Linked DNA regions of Homo sapiens: region 1 is linked to region 2. A link is a loop called in an ENCODE intact Hi-C map of the cell type or tissue named here. Cell type or tissue: transverse colon. All regions are shown on one strand. Each heading gives the region's core, and the rest is flanking DNA. Links, peaks and the distances in the headings are about the cores only.

What was found. Peaks named below come from ENCODE experiments on the same cell type or tissue, not always from the same donor. Only the 100,000 strongest peaks of a DNase experiment are listed, where the experiment ranks them.
Region 1: it touches region 2 in a loop (3-fold over the local background); 2 of 110 quality-filtered maps call a loop at or near these places.

What each region holds. Positions count from the first base shown.
Region 1 is chr9:95,360,213-95,370,839 of GRCh38, forward strand. LOC105376155 (a long non-coding RNA gene) reads right to left here and starts at 6,893. Exons shown (of 2, transcript XR_930133.3): 1 at 6,653-6,893. RefSeq lists a silencer at 6,595-6,889. In transverse colon, for the core only: no CTCF peak of the experiment used is centred there; no DNase peak of the experiment used is centred there; H3K27me3 peaks cover 509 bases.
Region 2 is chr9:95,421,953-95,432,579 of GRCh38, forward strand. LOC105376156 (a long non-coding RNA gene) reads right to left here and starts at 4,878. Exons shown (of 3, transcript NR_188614.1): 1 at 4,772-4,878. RefSeq lists a silencer at 4,746-5,135. In transverse colon, for the core only: no CTCF peak of the experiment used is centred there; DNase peaks (open chromatin) are centred at 4,418 and 4,949; H3K4me3 peaks cover 1,774 bases; H3K27ac peaks cover 1,730 bases.

The DNA.
Region 1 (10,627 bases), core at 1,223-9,222, 62 kb before region 2:
TTTTGGGATGATAAAAATGTTCTGGAATTAAATAGTGGTGAATGGTGCCCAACATTGTGAAAAGGATGAATTTTATGGCATGTGAGTTGTATCTCAATAAAGCTATTATTACAAAATCTTTCCCCTGATTATCTCAAAAAGTGTTTCTTTTACCAGGTAGATCTTGTTGAAATCAAGATCTAACAAAGCCAGGCTGGGCATGGTGGCTCACGCCTGTAATCCCAGCACTTTGGAAGGCTGAGGCGGGCAGATCACTTGAGGTCAGGGGTTCGAGACCAGCCTGGCCAACATGGTGAAACCCTGTCTCTACCAAAAATATAAAAAATTAGCCTGCGGTGGTGGCAGGCGCCTGTAATTCCAGCTACTCGGGAGGCTGAGGCAGGAGAATCGCTTGAATGTGGGAGGCAGAGGTTGCAGTGAGCTGAGATAGCGCCACTGCACTCCAGCATACGTGACAGAGTAAGACTCTGTCTCAAAAAAAAAAAAAAAAATTAACAAAGCCCACAGAATAAATGTGGTTAAGTCTCTAAAGCCTCTTTGAAAATCCATCCCAGGTTCCCCTTTTCTTCCTCATGCCACTTATTTGTTGAAGAAACCCCTTAATTACTATAGCAGGTTATTTTTTACTTGTGTTGGAGTGGTAGGAGGCATAACGGTGAATTTCTTTTATTTTAAAGTTTCTTAGCCCCTTTAACATTCCACCTTTCGCCTGGAAGAAATGAGCCTGGGCCCCTGTTAAGGGAAAGTCCCAGCTTTCAAAGACTTAGATTCTCATTAGCCAGCTTCTCTCAGCATCCCTGCAAGTTGTCCCCTCGACCTCCCTCGTCGCTGACCTCTGCCTGTTCTCCATTACCCTTCGGCCCAGCCTGCGCTCCCCAGGGTGGCACATGGAATTGCAACTCCAGATGTGGCCTGGCCAGGGAAGCGTCTGTGGGGATGATGATTTCTCTTGATCTGGATGCCATCCTTTTGTTAATACAAACTAAGATCTCATTAGCTAGTTCATTCTCTGGCTCACAGACTCCTGACTCATTCTGCCTTGAAATCAACTAAAGCACCTGAGGTATGTGTGTCTGTCTTCCCATATAAACTTCTGACGCCAGGTTGTATACTTTATAGTGGACTTTTTGAACCTAAATGCAGGTTTCTATTTTTATTTACATTCAATTTCATTTTGTTGATTTCCATTCATCTGCACAGTCGTTACAGATTTTTTAAAAAATTTTCTAGAGATGGGGGTCTCATATTATTGTCCAGGCTGGTCTCAAACTCCTGGTGTCAATAAATCCTCTCATCTCAGCCTCCCAAAGTGCTGGGATTACAGGAATGAACCACCTCACCCAGCCTAGAGATCTTTTTGAATCCTGAGTTCTACACACCTTACAAATCTGAGAAGCATGTTTCTCTGTTGCAAAGTCACATAGAAAGCCCTAGAGCTCTCCTGGACATGTAACACTGATCTATTGTCTCTGTGACCTCTTGGTTTAATCAACTATAAATCCACAGAACTGTACTATTACTCAGGCCTCAGTTTTCCATGAGCTCTACAAGAATATCATAAACGACTGAAAAAGCACCTATCTGAAACCAGGACACTGTTCATTTATTTCCAGGCTTATTTCATTTTCCCTTACCATTTCTTGCATGAAGCTCACTAAATGATATAGGATGTCCTTGACCTCAAGAATGAAACACAGTCCAGGCGTGGTGGCTCACACCTGTAATACCAGCACTTTGGGAGGCTGAGGCGGGCAGATCATGAGGTCAGGAGATCGAGACCATCCTGGCTAACACGGTGAAACTCTGTCTCTACTAAAAATACAAAAAATTAGCCGGGCTTGGTGGCTGTAGTCCCAGCTACTCGGGAGGCTGAGGCAGGAGAATGGCGTGAACCCGGGAGGCAGAGCTTGCAATGAGCCGACATTGGGCCACTGCACTCCAGCCTGGGCAACAGAGCGAGACTCCGACTTACAAAAAAAAAAAAAAAAGAATGAAACACAGTCCTCAAATTCCAAAACTAGATTGTTTTGCAGAAAAATTTGATAACCACATTACTCTGCTCACAAATACGTAATTTCTAATCTTTGAAATTTTTTTTTAAGTCTCCTGAGTTTTGTTTTAATAGACTTTCTTTTTTTTATTGGTATTTCCCTTCCTTCACCTTGTCTATCTTTGAATTTTGTCTTATCCATTTGACATTTTGAACAAAATATTCATTGACTTCAACATGTTTCTCCTCAGGAAAATATTTTCTAATATTTTAAAATTCCTTAAGGGTATCTTTCTAGGCTGGGTGCGGTGGCTCATGCCTACTTTGGGAGGCTGAGGTGGGTGAATCACGAGGTCAGGAGTTTGAGACCAGCCTGGCCAACATGGCGAAACTCCTGTCTCTACTAAAAATACAAAAAATTAGCTGGGCATAGTGGTGGGTGCCTGTAATCCCAGCTACTTGGGAGGCTGAGGCGGGACAATCGCTTGAACCCAGGAGACAGAGGTTGCAGTGAGCTGAGATCGCGCCACTGCACTCCAGCCTGGGTGACAGAGTGAGACTCCCTCTTCATAAAAAAAAGAGTGTCTTTCTATTTATCTAGGTTCTCTTAAATGAGTCTGATGATAAATGCCATATGTATGTAGCATACGTTGTTAACTGTTTATTCATTTTTGCATCCTCTAGAAGGAAATGGCTTGCTTACGTCTATATAGCACCCTATGGAAGGACGGAAAGCAAACAGTAATTGACAAATCCAGCCATGAATGCAATAAATTCAACTCCAAGGTAAGCTGAGAGACTTAGACACTTCTTTTTGTAAAGTTCTGAAATAAAAGCCCACACTCCCTAAATCTAGAAAATGATACGCCTTTCTGAGCAATCTGAAGACCGTGTGAACGCACCAGAGCACCTTTCCCCGATGTGTGCTCTTGCAGAACCACAGTGGGCTCTGCGTCTACTGGCCAGGTTGGTTCATCGATGTGGACATGGCCAGGTGAACTTGACGCCCTGTCATTTTCACTGTCACTCACCAAAGGAACATTTGTGTTCAGGGCAGGTGTTCAGGAAGTGCTGGCTGGTTTAGGATTGCAAGGAACTTGCAGCGTTCTCTCTGTTTGTGGGGGTGATCACACTAGGAAGAGTTCACATTCTTTTTTAACCGGGGCTGGCCCTGCATTCCAAATGGAACACAGCCAAGCTCTGGACAACAACAGATGGCTCCGTCTCTGCAAAATGCAAACTTGATCCTGCTCGGAGAATTTATCTTCTGCTAAAATAGTACCCCAAGCAGTAAATAAAGCAAATATTCTGTAGGATTCCTATGTGGGGGGTGCACAGAAAGTTTCTCTGTCAAAGTTGACATTTCAAAAACGTATCTGGACTGGATAAGACACATAGCTGTTGGGTTATTCAGCCCCAGTAATGGATGTACTGTGCTTCAGGGAGACTTTCTAAATGTAACCATGTTAATGGAGCTCATAACTTTACTAGTAGATTAATGAGGATCTGAAAGATAGGGTAAGTCTGATCTGTTACTGGATAATGTGGTGATTAATGTTTGTGATGTAATAAGGAAGCCCTAATTAGAAAACTACAGGGGGAAAACCCCAACAGGCTTTTTCACTTAACCAAAGCTTCCACCATTGAAAGAAATTTTGAAGTGTCATTTAATAAGCTTTATGGACTCAGGATATAAAATCAGAGTAAAGCTTATTACATGTTGAATAGAGTCAGTAACATTACAATCCATTGAGACTTCATATCTTTTCTTATGAAAATTCTTAAATCAGAACAAGTTACTACGAAAATATGATTTGTAGTTATAATAATAAATGGGGCTATGTTTGTGTTCTTTCAATGATATTTTACCTTTTGTTCTTTTAAGAGTATGAGAAACATACACCACCATTTTCAAGAGGACACTAACCTATGATCCAATTTTTCACTCTGCTTAAAACTTTCAATAAATTCATTCAAAGTGCTAATAGGCAAAAACAAAGATTCCCGTTTTTTAAAGTGAATTTTATAACCCTTTTCTTTGAAAAACATTTTGGAATGCCTGATCTTAGTAATAGTTTTCCTTCCCTATATACATAGAATATTTACCTCAAATTACTCTTTTATACTGGAAGAAAATTCTGGAAATAAAAAACTAAAAAAACCTTTAAACTACCTTGCACACATATATACATTGTAAGAGATTTTTCTACATTGGAAATTTATGTATGAAATATGATACAGTCTTTTAAATAATATTGGTGAAATACTTTTTTTGCATCATATTTAGCAGTTTTAGAGGTTAATGACAAGCCGAAGGGATCAGTGACCAAGGCTTTGTCAGCACTGTTAACTTCAACCCATCACTAATTGCTGGAAATGTCTTGGGTCTAGGAGGTTAACTCTTGTACAAGATTAAGGAGAAGGAAACATAAACTCTTACTACTATCTTTATGGGCTGTGTCCTTTAATTTGGAAGGTACAGGGCAATTATCGTTTTGGCCAATAATTAGCTGATCTGCAGACTTGCCTTTCATATGGCTTAAACCATCATTCAGCTCTTTGCCCAACAGTTTTACAATTAAAGATTTTATATTTAAAAGGGAAATACTTTTAAATATTCTATTATATTTAGTAGTAGATAGTAGATAGTCTATTATTTCTATCTACTTTAGTAACTTATGATTTTTATATCCCTTCCCAGAGATGGTTTCATATTTTTTCCTAGAATCTTTATGTGGGGGCTTTTATCTCTTAGAAAAGTCTATTCATTTGTCTATAAGACCACTGGGGTACTCAAAGTGATCTAGGACAAAACAAAGTCTTCCTAAAGTGCAGCAATTTAAGCAAACAACCTTATTTGTCAGGTGCAAGAAAATGCCCTCTGAATCCTCCAATTTCACACTTGTCACCGAGGGCTTTGTATTGGGCAGGGAAAACATCTTAGGTATCTCTGTGGTGTCCATTTTTGTTTTAGCACATAGTAGGCCCTGAACGTGCATATATCAATTTACTGCATAAATGTGAACCAAGTCTCCTTATGGGTATCTTTAATTACAGAAACACTTCTTATTTTTCAAATAATCATGCTATATCAACACAGCTGTTCACAACAGTAATGCTCATAACATATTAATAAGTGAAACAAGAAAGGATGTAAATTATCCATTTTTTAAAAAAAGAAAATATTCTTAAATTATTTGAATTATTAAATAAAGCCACACAACTACAAAGTTGACTTATGCAATTAGGTGTCTCTCTTTTTGAAAAAAACTCCAGGTTCTTTAAAGAGCAGACGAGTTGGGAAGCTTTAGGAAACAAAGCAAAAATCCTCAAAGCAGTCTACTTAGTCTTGCCTTACATCAATCACCCTTTCTTATTAACCTCTCACCCTTAAACCGTGCTGCAAGGAGGTGGGGGCAAGTATGTAGTGGGCTGGGGGTGAGGACAGAGTGATAAAATGTAAATTATGTAGAAGAGGGCTGCAGCTTTAACAAGTGTTTCTGTTTATTCAGAGCCTTCCTCTGAGATGCTCCAAGTGTTTTATAAACGTTATCTCCTTAATCCTCTGGAACAAGTAGGTGGCAACTCTGGCTCTTTACTTGACAGATATTTTATCTATGATTGGAAAAATTAAATGCCAGCAGAAGATCTTAACAGAAAGCAATTGGATGATGACAAAGATTAATTTTAATGCATGCCCTCAAGAACAATTCCAAGCCGTCTACACACTCCCCTCTTGTTTTTCAGCCACATGTTTTAGCCTCTTCCAGCATGCAGCGTGCTCACGTGGTAGGATTCTCAAGAAACCGGTAACAGAGTTGCTTTGAGAGAGGGAAATTTGGCAGTTGGAGGGAGGGACTGAAGGAAAAGGAGACTTTTCACTGTCTATATATATGCTTATATACCTTTTGGATTTACCTATTTAAAAAATAAATTTAAAAACCCTCCCAGAACAAGAGGGCAAAGTCAGCTGGATGATCTACTCACTTCCCTGACGTCCCCTCCAGTCCCCAGGAAACAGTAGCTGGGCTTTAATCTAACTCTTTCTTTGTAATATTCTGAATAGAAATCATTGAAGAAAAATGAGTACACAATTTACAGTCCATATTAAATGTATAACTTGAGGGATTTAATGGAAATGAGAAATGCAGTGTGTTGAAAGGCTCTCTGGATCTTTCTTCCTCTCTGTGGATTTATATATTTACAGATGTTCCTTAACTTACGATGGGGTTAAAGTCATAAAGTCAAAAAATTTTAAAGTCAAAAGAAATCCCAAGTTGAATCGTAAGTCGGGGGCTTTATATACTGCACTTCATTCATCTGGGTGGCTGATAGCATCAAAGAAATTTCAGGTCTATTTACAAACCACCAAAAGTTTTTAAAAGTTTTAAGAAACTTTTAAAAGGAGGTAATTTTCCACTTTTTCCTGATTTCACCCGGTCTTCAACTTCTTATCAATGTTGGTCTTGATTGAATGAAATGGATGTAGGAGTCTTAGGCTGACTAATCATGAAATATACAATTTTAGGGAGAAAAGAAAAGAACTAAATCAGGGTAATTGGTGGTGGTGGGGTGAGAAGCAGACTTGACGACTGTATATACAATTTTGCACCCACCTCCCACGGTTTGACGTTCGTTCCAGTAAATTCCAAGAGTACTTACTATTGTTGCCAGACAGGCCGTGTCTTCAAGCACAGGGTGAAGGAATCCAGGGCACTTTCCCTCTCAGCTTCTGTGGGCTCCAGAGCTGTGGTGACTCCGAAGGGCATACAGAGCAATTCCCTGGGGATCTTGTTAAAATGCAGATTCTGGTTCAGGTCTGTGGGGGGCCCTGGATTCTGCATTTCCAACACATTCCCAGGGGCTGTCCCTGCTGCTCCCACAGGAGCACGCTTTAAGTAGTGAGGATTTAGACAGAGCTTGCATCTGTTATAACTGGTTTCCGCTGCATTTAACTGACTACCAGCCTCCCACAATTAAAAGTTCCTCCCAGGCCAGGTGCAGTGGTTTATGCCTGTAATCCCAGCACTTTGGGAGGCCAAGGCAGGAGGATCACATGAAGTCAAGAGTTTGTGACCAGCCTGACCAACATGGCTAAGCCCTGTCTACAAAAATACAAGAATTAGCCAGGTGTGGTGGCATGCGCCTGTACTCCCAGTACTTTAGGAGGCCGAGGCAGGTGGATCACTGGAGGTCAGGAGTTTGAGACTAGCCTGGCCAACATGCTGAAATCCTGTCTCTACTAAAAATACAAAAATTAGCTGGGAGTGATGGCGGGCGCCTGTAATCCCAGCTACTCAGGAGACTGAGGTAGGAGAATGGCTTGGACCCAGGAAGCAGAGGTTGCAGTGAGCCGAGATCACACCATCGCACTCCAGCCTGGGTGACAGAGCGAGACTCTGCCTTAAATAAATAAATAAATAAAGTTTCTCCGTTTTCATGAATCTAGAAATCTGAAGCTTGGCAGACAGGGAAGAAGGAGTCTTTTCCACAGTGTCTCAGGGATGGTGGAGCTGTCCACTTTTCCTTGCAGATTTATCCACTTTTCTTTGCTTCGTCATCTTTTTTGAGTGATTTTCATTGTCAAGGTCACAATATAGTGGCTGCCCTTCCAGGTATCACGTTCATTTTCCATGAGGATGAAGAGGTCATGAGAGAGAACAAAAGGTATATGCCAAGTGAGTCTCCATCTTTTAATTGGGAAAACAGCAGCCTTCTGGGAAGCCAGACTCCTACTTCTCATTGGCCAGCAGACGTCTACTAACATCTCATCAGCCACATGACTGCAGGAAGCTTCAAGGCAGCTTTGTAAATAAAAATTCTTGGCTGGGCACGGTGGCTTACGCCTGTAATCCCAGCACTTTGGGAGGCCGAGGTGGGCGGATCACAAGGTCAGGAGATCGAGACTGTGCTGGGTAACACGATGAAACCCCGTCTCTACTGAAAATACAAAAAATTAGCCGGGCGTGGTGGCAGGTGCCTGTAGTCCCAGCTACTCGGGAGGCTGAGGCAGGAGAATGGCGTGAACCTGGGAGGCGGAGCTTGCAGTGAGCCGAGATCGCGCCACTGCACTCCAGCCTGCGCGACAGAGCGAGACCCCGCCTCAAAAAAAAAAAAAAAAAAAAAAATTCTTTAGCCAAGCATATTGTCACCCTGAACAAAATAATGATTCTGTTAGAAGGAAGGGAAGAATAGACATTAGGTAGGTGTCATAGGTGGAATAATGGCCCCCCAATGATGTTCATGACTAAATCACTGGAACCTGTGATTATGTTATCTTCCACAGCAAAGGCAACTTTACAGATGTGATTAGACGGGAGGATTCTCCTGGGTTACCTGGAGGGCCCACTGTAATCACAAGGCCCCTCACTAGAGGGAGGTGGGCGGGTGAGCGTCTGAGGGGAGATGCGCTCTTAGAAGCAGAGGGCAGAATGGTGTGGGGCTGCGAGCCCAGGAGAGCAGGCGGCATCTAGAGGTGGGGACACAGCTCTCTGGACACTTTTTATTTTAGGTCCACAAGATCCTTTTTGGAATTCTGACTTTCTTTCAGAGCTTTAAAGTAAGTTTGTGTTCTTAAGCCGCTGTGTGGTAATTTGCAATACGAAACTCATGCAGTGCCGCCTGGCGTTGTCTGTCCCAGAGTTAGGAGGAGGTGTGAGGAGACAGGGAGAAGTACCAGGACACCAGCCCTGGGCAGGGCCCAATGCAGACGCACCAGCAGGTGGGCCGCCTCCCGGAGGGGGTAGTGGACGGCAGGAGAGGGGCACACAGCCCAGAGGCGGCAATTGTCTGAACTGTGAACATTCGCTAATTAGGCTGGTTGTTTTATTCGTATTGGCAAAAGGCTTTTTCTTAGATAGGCTCACGGACTGCGAGGGAGCCTCAGTGATCACCCAGGCCAGACAGCTCCTCAGATTTCCCTGGAGGGACTGGAGGCCTGAATCTGAAGAGACTCCCCAGGCGAGACAGTGGGACCTCCCGAAGCTGTTTCAGTGCTTCCCACCACTGCCGGCTGCTTCCTGCTCTGGCGTTCTAGGTCGGGCTGCCAGGACAAATACAGGATGCCCCAAGTAAATGTGATTTTCAGATAAACAACAAATAACTTTTTCAGTATAAGCATTATCTGAGTTTCTTATTGGTTCCGTAACAAATTACAGTGGTGTAAAGCAACACAAATTAATCTAACACTGCTGCAGGTAGCTAGCCCCGGGGTCTCCTGGGGCTCAAATCAGTGTCTAGGAGGGCCATGCTCCTTCCGAAGACTTCAAGGAGAGTCCGTTTCTTTGCCTATTCCCACACTTCTAGAAGACGACTGCATCCTTCAGCTGGTTGGTCCTTCCTCCACCTTCAATTTCTAACTCTGGCTCTCCTGCCTCCCTCCTCTAAGGACTCTGTGGTTACATTTGGACCAGTCACTTCACCCAGGACGACCTGCCCTCTGAAAAGCCTTAACTTAATCACATCCGCAAAATCCTTTTTGCCATGTAAGGGAATATGTTCCAAGTGTTAGGAATATCTGTCCATGGACATCTTTGTTGGCCCCTTTTCTACCTGCCACAAGTGTGTCCTAAATATTGCATGGGACATACTTACACTAAAAAATTATTCATTGTTTTTCTGAAATTCACATTTAACTGGGGATACCATATTTTTATTTGCTAAATGTGGCAATCCTCATTTTTGGAAGTGTAGATAGGGTGTATTCTCTTCTCTATGGCAATTACTCCACCTACAACTTTATCAGTAAACAAAAAAATTGGATTTGGACAGGTGAGCGTCTATTGAAATAAATGCCTTCCTTTTTAGAAAAATTTATATTAATTAGCTTTTTAATATTCTGAACTATATTTTTAGTGAGCAATTTCTATTTAATTAATCTTCAACAGGGAACATAAGAGTAACTGAACACATTACAGCAGTCAGACAGAAAGTACACCAAGTATTTATTTGAAATATTTTGAATTTCTCCACACACCACATGGTCCAGTTCTCTCAACCAGCCCATTAATAAATCTGTTATCCAAAAATGTGGCTCTAAACGTGGCTTAGCGTGGTTGCACTTGATTACTGAGTGTCTGGAATGTCTTTCTCTCTTAACCAAAACACTTCAGGGGCAGAAGAGACACCAGGGAGTGGGACTCCCACAGCTTGGGCTGGGTTCAGAGCTGATGTCTCCCTCGCTAGCTGCTTTCTGAATAACGCCCTGGAGATGTCTCTGTGACACTGGGGCCTCCTCTTGCTGGGCTCTTTACTTCTGTAAACCTCTTCAAGTCTCTCTCTCTTTTTTTTTTTTAGATGGAGTCTCACTCTGTCGCCAGGCTGGAGTGCAGTGGCGCGATATCGGCTCACTGCAACCTCCGCCTCCCGGGTTCAAGTGATTCTCCTGCCTCAGCCTCCTGAGTAGCTGGGACTACAGGCACGTGCCACCACACTCAGCTAATTTTTGTATTTTTAGTAAAGACGAGGTTTCACCATGTTGGCCAGGGTGGTTTCAATCTCTTGACCTCGTGCTCCGCCCGCCTCGGCCTCCCAAAGTGCTGGGATTACAGCCGTGAGCCACCACGCCCAGCCCTCTCTTAATGACAATATTAAAACTGACTACAATTAGCAGTATTCACTGATATGCAAGTACTGTCA
Region 2 (10,627 bases), core at 1,707-9,706:
GGCAAATGCTACCAATCAGGCTACTTTTTCTTGGAGATCTGGCTGTTAAACATTTACCAGCTGACCACTGCATCTGTCAGTCCCCTTTCTTTACCACCATCACCACCACAACTGCCAACAATATTTTCCATTAAATAAATTGCACTTCAATTAAACTATCTTAAGACGACACTCAACTAGGAACCCTCCTGACAAAACACCCAGAGATAGAAAAAAATCAAACTGACTTCCTATAAAGCAAATGTAAGAAGAAAACAGAAAGTGTTAATTGTAATGTTTGACTGATGAAAGTGTTTTCTAAAAAAAATTCATATCCTGGGCAACATAGTGATACCCCCATCTCTACAAAAAATTTTAAAAAATTATCCAGGCATGGTGGTTCACACTCATGGTCCCAGCTACTCGGGAGGCTGAAGTAGGAGAACTGTGTGAGTCTGGGAGGTTGAGGCTGCAGTGAGCCATGTTTGTGCCACTGCACTCCAGCCTGGGTGACAGAGTGAGACCCTGCCTCAAAAGAAAAAAAAAATTCAGAAAGTAGAATAAAACTTTACACAACTCTCCAAACTCAGTTAAATATCCTAAACCAAATACATGAAGATGGATTTTTTTAAAATGTTAGAATCATAATTTTTAGAAAACCAAGAATAGAAATGGACATAAAACAGGAAGAAATACCACACAAATTGACTAATCTCAAAAAACATATCGAAAGAAAAAGAATTATTTCAGAAATGAAGAACAAATTATAAGTCCCAATGGAAAACAGAATTCAACAAAAATTTAATAAGGGATACTGAAGAAAAGTAGGCAAATGACCAAGAGATTTAAAATGAGGTAAAGAAGTTAGAGTCAGAGAGAAAGTGGTTGAAATGGAAGGCAGACAGAGAAGGTCCAACATATGAATAATTGTGCTCTCTAAAGAGGAAAGCAAAATATTGGAACAGAGCTAATATTTAAGTTTATATTCTAAGATAACTTTCTGGAAATGAAAAAAAATTCATTCTACATATAGAGCAAACTTACTGTGTAAATGAGAAAATTGACAACAGACAATTAACTCTAAGACATATCCTGGTAAAATGATTAGACTTTAAAGACAAAGGAAAGAAATCATCAGAGCCTCCAGGCAAAAAGATCCAGTTACTTACAGGAAAGAAAATCAGGCAGGGTATCAGGCTTCTCACAGCCACAGAAAAGGTCAGGCAGGAGTGAAGCAGCATTTTCATGGACTCAAGGAAAGAAAGTGCCAGTCACAGATTTAATATCCATCCAAGCTATCCATGGAACAGTGTGCTAATGCTCTTCCTGAAGAATACACTGGAGAGTAGACTTCATCCAACCTTAAGTGATCATAGAGGAAACTTCAGCAAAATAACCAGTACTTAATATGTTTAATTGCAGAGCCAGGAGTAAAACAAGGGAGAGAACATGGGTGGAAAACATATAATGGTGATACATTCTGGCAGAGAGGAAGAATACCAGTAAAAGTGAGAGGAGATAGGAACAGGAGGAGGGGGAAGGCTGAATAAGATCACTGCCAGTTGTAATATGTGGGAATCAGAAGACACTACTGACAGGTTAGATCATAAAAGATTAAGTAAAGAAAGAAAAGGAGTTAGGGAAACCATAACATAAAATATATGAAAACAAAGGTAATAACTAGAACAAAAATATTCTTAAATACCAAAAGAAACCTTAAAAATTAACATGAATGGCTGGGCGTGTTGGCTAACGCCTGTAATCCCAGCACTTTGGGAGGCCAAGGCAGGTAGATCACCTGAGGTCAGGAGGTCGAGACCAGCCTGACCAACATACTGAAACCCCGTCTCTACTAAAAATACAAGAAAAATTAGCCAGGTGTGGTGGTGTGTGCCTGTTGTCCCAGCTACTTGGGAGGCTGAGGCAGGAGAATCACTTGAACCCAGGAGGCAGAGGTTGCAGTGAGCCGAGATGGCACCAATGCACTCCAGCCTGGGCAACAGAGCGAGACTCTGTCTCAAAAAAAATTAATATGAATGACATACTAAATAGAGAAAGAAGCACAATAAATAGTATAAAATATACACCAAACTATAACATGAAGTAATATGACAGAGTCGAGATTAAACATGTCACATTAAATGTGCGTAGACTTAATTGACCTATTTATGATAAGATTTTCAAATTGGTTCATATAGGGCCAGGGACGGTGGCTCATGCCTATAATCCCAACACTTTGGGAGGCCAAGGTAGGTGGATCTCTTGAAGTCAGGAGTTCGAGACCAGCCTGGTCAATACATCGAAACCCTGCCTCTACTAAAAATACAAAAATTAGCTGGGCGTGGTGGCACACACCTGTAATCCCAGCTACTCAGGAGGCTGAGGCCCAAGAATCGCTTGAACCTGGGAGGCAAAAATTGCAGTGAGCTGAGATCATGCCACTGCACTTCAGCCTGGGCAACAGAGCAAGACTGTGTTTCAACAAAACAAAACAAAACAGAACAGTTGCCTCATACAGCAAAACCGAAGTCTATGCTGTGATCAAAAGACACATCTAAAACACAGTGATTCAAAACGAGTAAAAAATAAGGAATAAAAACAAAAATTTACCAGGTTAATAGAAACAATAAGAATTCAGGGATTGTTATGACAGTTTAAGACAAAGTAGCATTTAAGCCAAAAAGCATTAAACAAGATGAAAGAGATTTAGTAAAGCTGAAACCATAGTTCGCAAAGGACTGGAACTTGTATTGGAGGAAAATGTTATAAAGAAAATTACTGGGGCAGTTGTCAAAATTGGAATATGGACAGTAGTTTAAATAAAAGTGTTATATCAAAATCAAATTTTCTAAATCAGAGAATAGCCTTGTCCTTAGAAAATATGGAATTATTAAGAAATAAAGGTATATGATGTATGCAACTTACTTGCAACTTGTTAAAAAAGTGGGAATCTGGGTAAAGAGCAAATAAGAGATCTGTGGATTGTGCTTGCAACTTTTTGGCAAGTGCGAAATTACTTCAAATTAAAAGTAAAGTGGCCGGGCGCGGTGGCTCACGCCTGTAATCCCAGCACTTTGGGAGGCCGAGGCTGGCGGATCACGAGGTCAGGAGATGGAGACCATCCTGGCTAACACGGTGAAACCCCATCTCTACTAAAAATACAAAAAATTAGCCGGGCGTGGTGGCGGGAGTTTGTAGTCCCAGCTACTCAGGAGGCTGAGGCAGGAGAATGGGGTGAACCTGGGAGGCGGAGCTTGCAGTGTGCCGAGATTGTGCTACTGCACTCCAGTCTGGGCGACAGAGCGAGACTCCATCTCAAAAAAAAAAAAAAAAAAAAAAAAAAAAAAAAATTAAAAGTAAAAAGAAAAAGCAAACTGTATGCATTGTGAAAACTCATCAAATTTCCTCTTATTTGTGCATTCTACTGTATGTACGTTTTACCTTAAAAAATCCATGAGCCGCCGCGCGCGGTGGCTCACGCCTGTAATCCCAGCACTTTGGGAGGCCAAGGCGGGCGGATCACGAGGTCAAGAAATTGAGACCATCCTGGCTAACGTGGTGAAACCCCGTCTCTACTAAAAAATACCAAAAATTAGCCGGGTGTGGTGGCAGGCGCCTGTAGTCCCAGCTACTCGGGAGGCTGAGGCAGGAGAATGGCGTGAACCTGGAAGGCTGAGCTTGCAGTGAGTCGAGATCGCGCCACTGCACTCAAGCCTGGGCGACAGAGCGAGACTCCCTCTCAAAAAAAAAAAAAAAAAAAGAAAAAGAAAAAAATCCATGAGCGATAAACGAAGATTGAACTCTAGTTATCTAACTAGAGTTAGATAACTACATGCTGAAGTGTTAAAGATTGAAGAATACTGATGTTAGCAACTTGAAATTCTTAAAAATAAGACGACTTGGTGGACAGGTAAGATGGGGACAGACAGGTGGTCATACGCGTGATAAAAGCAAATATAGCAAAATATTAATTACAGAAAGTAAGTGGTGGGTATATGGGTATTAATTGCATAATTCTTTCAACTTTTTCCGTTTGTTCAAAAATTTTCATAAGATGTTGGGGGAAGAAGAGGTGAGTCAGTGGTTTGAGTCAGTGGTTTGATGCTGTGCCGCCTTTATATTAATAAACAGCTGGGTGGCTGGCTAGATCTTCCACTTTCCAGCACTGTCTCTTTTTACTTGGCCTCGGTTAAACTTTAACAACCGGTCCTGTCCCAGGAAGAAGTCTTGGAAGCAGCAGACCCACCCCCTGCATCTCACCCTGGGGCCCTGAGACTCTGTGGGTGAGCACATTTGTTACTTATCAGAACTGGCCCCCACAAATCTAGCTCCATGTCCCCATTTCTCTAAACTGGGAGTACATTAGTCCAGGGCCCTTCACACTTTGATTTGCTTCCTTAGAAACACAGGCGGCCCTGCCTGCACACACCTGTTCCCTGTCCCCGATGCGGCCAGCCGAGCCCCCACTGCCACGGGGAGGTCTGCTTCGGGTTTATGTTTTAGGGTAAGAAAAAGGCCATTAAAATTCTCTCTGATGGTTGAGTCCCTGCTTGTGGGGGAGGGGGAGACGGAGCCAAGGGGAAGAAATTTGCTGGTAAGCAAAGCCCCACTTAAAAATTTTCCCTTTCTTTCTTTTTGTTTCTCCTTTTTTCCCCCTTGAAGCGGCTTTCCCTGGAGTCAAAGCATTTTACAAAAACAAACCACTCCAGAGCTTTCAAGTCTAGGGAAAGCTCAAGCAAAGTTAATTAACATGAAGGTTCTCACAAAAGTTAATTAACATGAAGGGACTCACAAAAGCTGTCTGCTGGCATCTGCTCGCCTGCCTGCCATGTGCAGCGGCCCCTTTGTGCCCGCGCACCCGGCCCGGCCCGGCCCTGCCTGCGCGGCGGCTGCGGCTCTGGGCGGCCCCGGCTCCCGGAGGCCTCTCCCCCGCGGCGGGGCGGGGCTCAGACACCTGGCTCCTGCGGGGCTCCTGCCCTGCTTCCTGTCCTGGTTCCTGCCCCGCTTCCTGTCCTGGTTCCTGCCCCGGCTTCTGCCCGGGTTCCTGCCCCGGCTCCTGCCCCGGCTCCGGTCCGCGGCGAGAAGGTGCGGCCGGCACGAGGCAGCCGCGGGGAGAAGGAATAGAGCGAGCGAGAGGCGCCGGCCCAAGGGGCAGCCAGGAGCCAGACGAGGAAAGCAAGGGAGAAAGGACAATCACAAAATCTCTTTAACATGTGTCTCGTGCAAATCAAGGTTGTTTTTGACGGACTAACTTAAAAATACTGATACACGGCTCTGTGATACACATGCGCAGTGGCTCAGCCTGTAATCCCAGCACTTTCGGAGGCCGAGGCGGGCGGATCACTTGAGGTCAGGAGTTCGAGACCAGCCTGGCCAACATGGTGAAACCCCGTCTCTACTAAAAATACAAAAATTAGCCAGGCATGGTGGCGCACGCCTGTAATCCGAACTACCAGGGAGGCTGAGGCAGGAGAATGGCTTGAACCTGGGAGGCGGAGGTTACAGTGAGCCCAGATTGCACCATTGCACTCCAGCCTGGGTGACAGTGAAATTCCCTCTCAAAAAACAAACAAACAAAAAATACATGCAAAGTATAAATCCCACAAAACAGTCATATCAGAACTGGAGGTCATTATGTTAAGTGAAAAAGGCCAGGCACAGAAAGACAAACATCGCATGTTCTCATTTATTAGTGGGATCCAGAAATCAAATCTGTTGAACTCATGGACATAGAGAGTAGAAGGATGGTTACCAGAGGCTGGGAAGGGGAGTGCGGGGCTGAGGGGAGGTGTGGATGGTTAGTACAAAACGTAAGAAAGAATGAGTAAGACCTACTATTTGACAGCACAATAGGGTGACTATAGTTAATAATAACTTAATTGTACATTTAAAAATACTTAAAGAGTGTTAATTGGTTTGCAACTCAAAGTATAAATGTTCAGGGGATGGATAGCCCATTCTTCATGGTGTACTTATTTCACATTGCATGCTGGTATCAAAACACCAAATATACCCCATAAATATATACACCTACTATGTACCCACAACAAATTTTAAAAGTAATTTAAAACAATTTTTTAAAATCATATAAGGAAATAATGTAATGAATAATATATGACATATTAAGTAATAATTATAATTATTCAATAATATAAAGTTGATATCAATAATCAATATTAAATTTCATCTGTATGAATACTATAATAATATAATAAAAATGTACATTTTCTGTTTTTTTTTTTTATACAGTCTTGCTGTGTCACCTAGGCTGGAGTACAGTTTCACCATCTCGGCTTACTACAAGCTCTGCCTCCTAGGTTCAGGCAATTCTCCCACCTCAGCCTCCCAAGTAGCTGGGACTGCAGGTGTGTGCCACCACACCCAACTAATTTTTGTATTTTTAGTAGAGACGGGGTTTCACCATGTTGTCCAGGCTGGTCTCAAAGTCCTGACCTCAAGTGATCCACCTGTCTAGGCCTCCCAAAATGCTGGGATTACGGGCATGAGCCTCCGTGCCGGGCCTGCCTCTACTCTTATATAAAGATACATTTTTTTTTTTTTTCAGAAACAGGATTATAATGTGCCTACATTTTTGGGTAATTAACGTTTTCATTGATAGTAGGTCATGAACATTTTTCAGTGTCAGTAAATATATGGTCTCTGCAGACCCACAAGGATTTTTCTAATCTTCCAGATAAATTGTCACAAATAAATATGTACACAGGTTTTGCTATGCCACCCTTAGGTGTATACAGTTGAATACAAATGTGCAGTGTTTACATAATGAACCACCTGAGGAAAGGTTATTTCCTTAAAAGAAAGGTTTACTGTGTGAATGCTTCCCTGCAAAGAAGTTGTACAATTGTGTCGGAAAAATCCATTTGTTTGGATTTATAAATTTTGGAGTTCTGCACCATGTACCTGAAACTTTGCTATTAGGGATGGATATGGTTTGGATCTGTGTCCCTGCCCAAATCTCATGTTGAACTGTAATCCCCCATGTTGGAGGAAGGGCCTGGTGGGAGGTGATTGGATCATGGGGACAGATTTCTCCCTTGCCGTTTTCATGGTAGTGGGTTCTCATGAGATCTAGTTTTTAAAAGTGTGTGGCACTTTCCCCTTTGCTTTCTTTCTCCTTCTCCAGCCATGTGAAGATGTGCCTCCCCTTCCACCATGATCGTAAGTTTCCTGAGGCCTCCCCAGCCATGCCTCCTGTTCAGTCTGTGGAACAGTGAGTCAAGTTTTTCTTTATGAAGAAAGAAGTTTTTCTTTCTTCCTAAATTACCCGGTCTCACATAGTTCTTTATAGCAGTGCGAGAACTGACTAATACAGGGACATTTGCCCGGAATGTGAATTTGGTTCCCTTGAGAGCCTTTAAACTGTTTATTTCCAGGTTCCTCCCGGTGTGAAGGAGCATCACTGACTCATGCAGGTCTTTCTTCATTCAGGAACTGGCCCTCCATGGCTGTCGCAGCTCCTTCGAGAACGCCGTGCTGCGGCACTCATGTGCCTGCCCAGAAGCTGCCCAAGTTTGTTCACTGGGGCTTATTTAGGAATTTTGGGGTGTGGGGCTGATAGACTAGGACACAAAGAAAAGACCCGAGGAAGGCAGGGTTTTCACTACAGGTACTTTCTATTATCATGGCCATAGATTTTGTTTTGTTTTTTTCCAAGTGCCTCCTACGTTTCCAGGGGTTCCTGAGACCACTGGACTGAATTGCCCAGTCACTGCTTTGTAGACATCCATAAACAGAAGCATTTTAACATGGCTGGCTCGGGAAGAAAAGTGGATTGTACACACTGCAGCCTTCCCAATCCTGAGGTGATGCAGATGGGCTGGAGACAAAAACTGATCATTTTCATTTCCTCCCGTATGGACTGTTTCAGAATATTCTGCAGCTGATGACAAGAATGGAAACTGTGGATATAGCCAGTAAATGTATACTTAGAAGAGACCAGAAATACTTGCAAGAAAGAGGCCTGCTATGATGTGAGTTGTGTCCCCCCAGATCACATGTTAAGCCTAATCACCAGTGTGATGGTATTGGGAGGTAAGACCTTTGGGAGGGCCTCATGAATGAGATTAGTGCCCTCATAAAAGAGGCCCTGAAGAGCTGCCTTGCCCCATCCACCTTACAAAGGTGCATTGAGAGGGGGCCATCTATGAGTCAGGAAGCAGGCCCTCACCAGACACTGAACCTGCCGGCACCTTGATCTTGGACTTCTGAGCCTCCAGAACCGTGAGAAATGAATGTCTTTGTTTAGAAGCTACCCAGTTTGTGGTATTTTGTTATAGCAGTGCAAACAGACTGAGACAAGCCCCCAATGTGGCAAGGGAAGAAAGGCCATTCCAGATCGTGGGATGAAGTGCACTCTGGGGGTCAAGAGCACGACCTGGGTTTGAATCCTGACTTTGCTCCTTCATGGCAGAAGGATCTTGAGTATATTACTGCCGTGGATTGGTACTCTATGTCCATTCATCTTGTATCTCAGAGATGAGAAACTGAAAACATTTTCCAGACTCCCTTGCAGCTAGGGGTTAGGACCTAGTGTTTAGGTCCTACACATTTGGTGTGGTCAGAGAAAGCAGAACGCAGAAATGAGTACGAGGCCATTTTTGTGTTGTTACTGGTATTTCTCCTGGGAAGCATGGTTTTGGTGGCTTGGTTCAGGAGTTGTCAAGGACTTTCCAGTTTGACTGGTGGCTTCTTGATCTTAAAAGAGGCAGAAACCCTCTTGGTGGTCTGCCTCTGTGGTATTGGCATTGCTTCTGAAAGCTCATCCCACAGTTTTCCCTCCAGCCTTCTCAATAATTCTGTAAACCATTCATTACCTTGTAATAAATATTTTTGCTTAAACTAGGGAGAGTGAAATCTGTTCCCTGTAATGGAATCCTGACCAACAGAGTTCCTTAACCTGTCTGTGATCTGTGATGGTGACAGCTTCTGATGTGTTGCCTGGGCTAGGCTCAGCTACAGACCCCAGCATTCTCTTTTGAGTATGTTTCTGGTTAGGGTGGGCTACAAGAGATTTTCTTTTTGGAGAATTGGAGGATAGAAGGGAAGCAGTGGCCATTTTGTAGCATGCATGCACCTTCTCCCAGGTATTCCCTCAAGCACTAATGTGGGTACTGCTGTGAAGGTATTTTACAGATGTGATGAAAGTCCCAGATCAATCCCCTTCAAGCTGATCAAAAACGAGGTTATTATAGGTGAGCCTGACCTAATCAGTTTGAAGACCTTTAAAATAAGGTATAGGCTTTCCTATGTTTAGAGATGGTATATGAATAAGAGGCTTCAGCTCATGCCTATGGGGCTCCAGCCTGCTCATGATCTCCCCTTCCTGACTGTCTGTCCTGAGGACAACCCCAGACTTGCATAAGCCAGTGTTTTTGGTAATTAATCTATCTATTTATCTATCATCTATCTATCTATCTATCTATCTATCTATCTATCTATCTATCCCTCTATTATCTATCACCTATCTTTCATCTATCTATCTATCTGTCTATCTATCGTCTATCAATCATCTATCATCTATCAGTCTATCATCTATCAATGATCTATTATATATCATCTATCAATCATCTATCATCTATCTGTTGTCTATCAGTCATCTATCATCTATCATCTATCAATCATCTATTATCTATCATCTATCAATCTTCTATCATCTGTTATCTAACTATCTATCTATCATCTATCTATCTATCATCTATATGTCTGTCTGTCTATCTATTTCTCATCTCTTCTATTGGCTCTGCTTCTCTGGTTGAACCCTACCTGATACCCTCTCTGAGCCTCAGCTTCTTCGACTGCAAATTGGCACTTCATGTCTGGCACACAGGCCTGCTCTAAAAGTTACATAGAGAATAAATGTAAAGCACAGTCCTTGGCAAAGACGTCAAATCTATTTTGGACACTATCTCTGCTCTCATCCTCTCCTAAACTTTCATTCTTAGGTTGGCAGGTGACTACAGCCCTGCCAGAAAGGTCATCTCAGAAACCAGTCCCTCCTGCCACAGAAATATCAAAATGGCCCTGCCAGCCCACAGTGATCCTTCCTGCCTCTGAATTTCTAGGCTGTGCTTACCCCTTCCTGAAGCCTGCCCCTGATCTGCCTGTTAGTATTATTTAATAATCTGCGACACAGCATTATGCATCATCTGTTTTCTCCAAGTTCTAAGAAGACTTTTACATATACTGGTTAAGTTGAGTCCTACTCAAATCTTGGCATAAGGTGCACAATAAGCTTTGGAAGCAAAATGTGTGTGTTAATTGGGCTCAAAGGACCCATCCTGCTCCTTCCTTCCTCACCCCAGCCCTCAGAACAGGTGGTGATGGGCGGGGGTGGAACATGGGGTGGACTAAATCCATGGCCACTTCAAAAACAAAATGGAGAATATCTTCGCACTGCTGAAGTGGAAGGTCAAGGGTCGGGTCATTCCTTAGGATGGTCGGTGCTTGGCTTTATTCTCGCCCTGTGCTTTCAGATGCCAAGCACTCCTATTCTTCCTGTGTGCCTCTCTCCTCTTTCAGAGCTGGACGTTCCCAAGGGACTACCCTGGTTCGCCCCCCTGAGCTTGTTTCCCCATGTGAGATGTGTGTGTGTCCATCTCTTTGCATGTGAGTTTAATGTCAGCATGGG